2 separate regions of the Homo sapiens genome follow, and region 2 is linked to region 1. A link is a contact called in ENCODE Hi-C or POLR2A ChIA-PET data. All regions are on one chromosome and are shown on one strand. Each heading gives the region's core, a stretch centred on a gene start or an enhancer-like site at or near the end of the contact. The rest is flanking DNA. Distances are from core to core; before and after follow the strand shown.

What was found. A loop is a pair of places that touch in the nucleus more often than their neighbours do. ChIA-PET counts read pairs that join two places held with the same protein, here RNA polymerase II (POLR2A). Pooled maps may share reads with other maps.
Region 2: a map of PC-9 shows a loop between it and region 1 (5-fold over the local background). The contact joins two enhancer-like sites. A Hi-C loop is called at or near these places in 6 of 168 maps with a recorded cell type or tissue (Caco-2, Calu3, HepG2 and 3 more) and 5 of 50 pooled maps. POLR2A ChIA-PET finds 5 or more read pairs at or near these places in 3 of 52 experiments (HEK293, OCI-LY7 and activated T-cell).

The regions. Positions count from the first base shown.
Region 1 is chr6:19,850,553-19,853,348 of GRCh38, forward strand. No RefSeq gene overlaps it. Among named protein-coding and RNA genes, the nearest start is that of ID4, 15 kb to the left of the region's middle. Within about 2 kb of position 1,339, at least 3 of the 41 ENCODE cell types and tissues checked have a DNase peak (open chromatin) inside an H3K27ac peak, as active enhancers do.
Region 2 is chr6:19,536,594-19,539,549 of GRCh38, forward strand. No RefSeq gene overlaps it. Among named protein-coding and RNA genes, the nearest start is that of LNC-LBCS, 270 kb to the right of the region's middle. Within about 2 kb of position 1,683, at least 3 of the 41 ENCODE cell types and tissues checked have a DNase peak (open chromatin) inside an H3K27ac peak, as active enhancers do.

The DNA of each region.
Region 1 (2,796 bases), core at 89-2,588:
CCTAAAGACCCTATCAACTTGTTTATCAACTTGCAATTCTAATTTCCTGAGAGTAAAACACCAGTAAAAAATAATCTCCTCCCTCAATATTCTAGAGAATGCAAAGAAATACACAGTCACTGTAGACCTGTGAGCTTTTGCCAAGTTTGGTTTTCATTATTATACATATGAAGAGAATCATCTTCGCCAAAATCTATAAAGGGGCTGATTAACTCAGCTCTGTAGTAATTGTTTCATATTAAATCAGTCCAAAAGTTTAGGGCATGTTTCTCAGGAACTCTTTATCTAGCATCAGGTATGTATCTAAACAGTATAGTATCTGTTAATTTTGAAGTTATATAAAAAAAGAAAATGTGCATTTTCACACGTCTTAGTAGAAGCTCTTTACAGTTTATATAATCCAATGTTGATAGAGTAAAATTTTTTTATTCTTTCCAGTAATCAAAAAGTAGTCAAAATAAACAAAAGTTTCAACTTTTAGAGGTATCATTTTTTAGATTAGATTGCTTATATGGTTTGATGCTTTCTTAGAAGGTTGAATGATTCTAAAATGCTTTTAAGAAAAACATCAAGAATAAAAAGAATTACTTAAAACCAGGTCAAATAAAAAAAGATTATCAGAGATCTCATAAGGCTTGCAATATCATTTCAAGATTTATTTTAAAAGTAAGATTGCACTTTGTTCACTATTCTTCCCCTGCCAAAAGACACAGAACTTCCTTGTGAAACTGTGTTTAGGATCCATACCATAATATCATCTTTTCCAGGAAACTGAATCATAAAGAGGTCTATAGGGTGATCCTAGGAATGAAATCCCAAAATTCCGCAGGATGGGGCTAAGGTTTGTATTTTCAACCTGAGAACTTCAGGCTGCTTCTCCTTCAGCAACCTCCTCCTCTTCTCCACTGCAGCTCCCCCCAGCCTCCCTGAAGTCCCAGGGAGCTGGGGCCTGTCCTTCCTAACACAAACTTTCTTTCTTCTGGAAGTGCTGGAAAATCTCAGAGAGACTCACTGTCTCCCACATCCTGTAAATTTACCCAGGAGAGAAGCACTGTGCACACTTTGTGAGGAGGGTCGCGCTCATTGGAGAGACTCGGTGAAAGCAACGAGGAGACTGTACAAGCACACACGCAGCCTCTTCACCTCACACTCCACAGCTATTTCTCATGCACTCTGGCCTTAACTTTGCTGACCTTGCCACCGCAAGGTTTTATATCACTAAATAACAGAGCACGAGGCTGCCATGGTGGACAATCTGCCTGCACTTGCCCCTCCACATCACCAAAGCTCCTTAGATCCCATTCATCAAATATTTGCTTTTACACTTAAACACACAATTTATGAAACACAATTTCTGGTTCACCTAACCCTTGCATGACGTGAGTTTTGAAAAACCAGTAAATTTTCCTGCTGACATTCCTCAAGTTACACGCTTTCCTGGTCCTACAGGCAGTGCAAGTTATCTGCTGCCCTCTTTTGAATTTTAGGGCACACTGCACTCCTAAATAGGGCCTATTGCCTGAAGACAGCCTCTTTTCCCTGTCTAGGGGCTGCTTCAACCTTCTGGCTAATCCAGAGCCTACTGGAACAGCACTTTAACTCCCCTTTTGAGTGCTACTTTCTCTGCTGGTGTTCTTCCAAAGCAAAAGCAAAACCAATTTTATGAAGCAGCAAAAGAAGTATAAAGCATGCTATTACTTGTTCTTTTCTTTTTTCCCAGCTTATTGAGGTATAATTGACAAATAAAAATTCCATATATTTAAGGTATACAACTTGATGTTTTCACATATGTATACATTGTAAAATGATCATCGCAATCAAGCTAATTAACTTATCCAACACCTGATATCATTACCATTTGTGTGTGTATGTGTGTGCTGACAACACTTAAACGCTCTACCCTCTTATCAAATTTCAAGTATACTGCACAATATCATTAACTATTGCCACCATGTTGTACACTGGATTTCCAGAACTTATTCATCTTGCGTAACTGAAAATTTGTACCCGTTGACCAACATCTCCTTACTCCCCCAGCCTCTCCCCATAACTACCCTTCTAAACCTGCTTTGATGAGTTTTACCTTTTTACATTCCATATATAAGTGAGGTTATACAGTTTTCTGTTTCTGGTTTATTTCACTTAACATCCTCCAGGTTCATCCATGTTGTCACAAATAGGAGGATTTCCTTCTTTTTTAAGGTCGAATAATATTCCAGTATGTATATATACACTACATTTTCTTTACCTATTCATCCATTGACAGATGCTTAGGTTGTTTCCATAACTTCGCTATTGTAATTTCATTTCTTATCCGCCTGCCCCCTCTGGGCTGATCTATTAATTCCCCTAAAGTGTCTGCATGTAGTTCTGTTGATAAAGATACTGAAATGAAGAAGTATGCCAGAATACGATTTGCAAGCCTGTCCAGCTGAAGATAGCCATCCTTCCCAGACAGTAGAGGTTGAGGTTCTCACAGCAGTGACAGGTCACAGGGACATAGGCAGCCCTTCTAGGAAGTTAAACCTGCTGGGCTAGGCACGGCTCATTAACCCAGGTTTTGTGCAGACCTCCCCAACAACTGCTCTGCTGCAATGGGAGCATTCTCCAGTAACCATTGGTACCATGGCCCCTCCCTCAACCCCTCCCTCATAACGTCTCCCTGTGCTACCCTGACGTCCCTGGATAATCAACGCTCCTATTTCCTAGTGCCTACCAAACACGAGAAAGAACAGGTGAACATGACCCCTAAAAATAAAAAGAAAGAAACTATTGCCAACTTTTCCTCAAAATCAT
Region 2 (2,956 bases), core at 433-2,932, 310 kb before region 1:
AAATGTATAATATAAACTCAAATTGGGCTGCGCTCTAAGATACGTGAAAGCACATACCCACAGAAAATAAGCTGCCTCCAAGTCTGCAAGTCTTAGACTTTGCAAATATTGACAATGTCAGCCTGTAAGAGCCTTTACACATGTACGCATTCAATCAATACATGGATTGATACTTAGATCTAGAGGCAGTTAAAAAGAGCAGTGTTCAAGGATAGTAAGGAAGAACGACTTGTTTGCAGCCCTGGTTGCTGAACACACTGCAGAGCTCAGAAAAGAGTAGGTGTTCAATAAATATTTGTTGAATAAGTGTTGAAAGAACACCTATAAATCTTTCTCTTCTCACAATGACTCAAACATATAAAGCAGAATGATAGCCCTTGGGCTAGGAAGGTTGGCCTGCGTGATTTCCCCGTTAGCCTGCCTGATTCCAGGTGGGAAGAAAACAGCTTGGCTGCCTCTGCTTAACCTCAAGCTCTTAGCTTTCCCATAACTTTATTAGATAACTCATCTTTTCCTCACCCAAGACAGATTGAGGAACCTATGCATATCCTAGGGTGAAAAAGTAGTACTCTGCACAGGAATGACTCAGCTGTAATGACAGGCCATGGATCGGAGAGGGCAGCTGGTTTCCAATATTCACCCTTCTGTGGACCTAACGAACCTACTGAGGCCAGCTCTAAAAACACTGACTCTTACACATTGAGCCTATCTTTGCAAATTAATTGCAGTCCAGGACCACCACAATGTATGACCTATTCTGCTCTACACAGTGACACTGTGCCTATCCACTCACATAAAGCTTTCTTGATCAAGTAGAATGAAAGAAAGATCCAAAAGAGTACACAACTTGACCAGGAACAACAACTACCACCAAAAGAGAAACCAGCATTAGCTTAAGGGAGGAGTTCTTATACATCTGGCATTATTTGGGAACAAGGTGTTCCAGATTTATGAATTTGCCAGAGTTTAGGAAAAGGCAGACTCTGTGTGAAGAACATATGCAATGGACATGCAATAACTAAGGATGGAAATTAATTACATCTGTGCAAGAAGGAAGTGGGGGCCAGAGAGAGGGCAAGGGAATCAAGCCCTCAAGAGCTCATAAAGAGACTGAGGGGAATTCTGGGTTTTTCAGGACACATAGGGATTTGGGCTGATTTCATGTGAATCTAAAATGATGGAGTGACTCCCCAGTAACACTGGAGAATCAAGAAACTTGCAAATTTAGGGCTAGAACCCAGGTGTTTTCAACCAGTCAGCCGCTCTTCCCAAACATCATTTTGCCCTTCACATATGTGATAACATGCTCTATAAAGTTGCCCAAGTTTGAGAGGAATTTTTAGAATATAACTTTACAAAGGACAGATGTGTGTTTTATATTTATATTTATGTAAAACACACGTATATGTGTGTGTGAGGGAGAGAGAGAGGGGGGCTTTATATAACGCACAGCAAGGGTTTTATTTTCTCCCTTCTGCATCTGTAAGCTCATTTCTAATCAGAGAGCCGTTTCACAACACAGGCAGCTGAGGAAGAAGATTGGCCCTTCAGGGCGAGCCGGCTTGTTTCCACTTGCTACAGAGGTGAGGAGTAGTGGTGCTGCCAGCTGCCCTGATAGTGACTCCATCTGCCCTGCCCCCACCATCGCCCCAGGCCGTGCCACACCTCCCCAAGCCAACTGCTGGGCTTCTGAAGGCACCCTGAGATACCAAGCGTTACCTGGCAACCGCGCACCTGTGAGCCAGGTCAGCCAGGCAGGTGGTGCTAACCTGTGTGTTCAGGTCTGAGGGCGCCCAATGCGTTCCTGTGCTCCCTCATTACAGCTCACTCCCTCGGCCCAGAGAGAACAGAGCTGATTGTTTTCCTTCTCGGTTTCCTAGAGACAACAGATCCACTGATTAGCTTTCTCCATCAAGCATTCAAAAAGGCCAAGCTACACACCGTAACATTAACCTTGAACTTGGAACTCTTAAGAAAGTGCCCAGTTTTATTTGGGGAAAAGATCTCTGCCAGCAAAGCCGATCCTTAATTTGGGAAATGTAAGGAAAGAACTCAGAGTAGTTAATAATAAATTATAATGCATGTGTGTAAAAAGAGAAAAAAAATATGTAACAATTATGCTTTCATTTTGTTTGGTTTTGCTTTGATCTCTGTTCTTCCCCACCCCGTCGCCACCAGAAGAGGTTCACCTGTCTGAGGAGAGATGATGAGATGGCTCTGGGATGGGCCTCTCTGGCCATTTCAAGGAGCAAGCGGTTCAGGGTTTGACCAGCTGTGACTCTCCACTGTATCCAGAGTTCCCGCTGCTGGCATGGAAACCTGACATTGACCTCACTTCTTGTCTGCTGACCTTGCTCATCTCAGGCACCATTTTCTGGAAGCAGATGAACAACTGTAAGGACAGAGAACTAGGCTGCTGCAGTGCCTCCTCCTTCCATCGCCCCAAGGGGAGTAGGTCTGGGCAGGGAAGGACCCAGCCAAAAGTGGTTGTCTGTACGCTGCTGGGGCAACCCCAATAAATATTTTGTAAATGTTTCTTTAGTCCCCCTTAGTGCATTAAGAAAAAAAATTCTGTGCTCATTTTTGCATGTACCATATCCCTAGCTTTGTAGTTGTAGCCATAGATTAAGTTGTATTAGAAATCCGACTTCCTTTATTACATTACTCTAGTTATCCCTTCTTTTCTCTGCCTTTATTTGTTCCCTAGTCGTTTCTGTCCTCTCTCATTCTCCCCGCATGTGACTTTTTGTCTTAACCCATTACTTTTTGCTGTACTGTCTCTTCCATGCCATCCAACTTTATCCCATTGGCTGTGTGTCCTGAAAATGTCCAAATTAGGTGTTTATGCCTCTATAAAAAGCATTTTCTGAATCACCCTTAGGAGATCAATCCCCTGTCCTCCTGCTCTTTGCTCCGTAAGAAAGATCCACCTACGACCTCAGGTCCTCAGACCGAC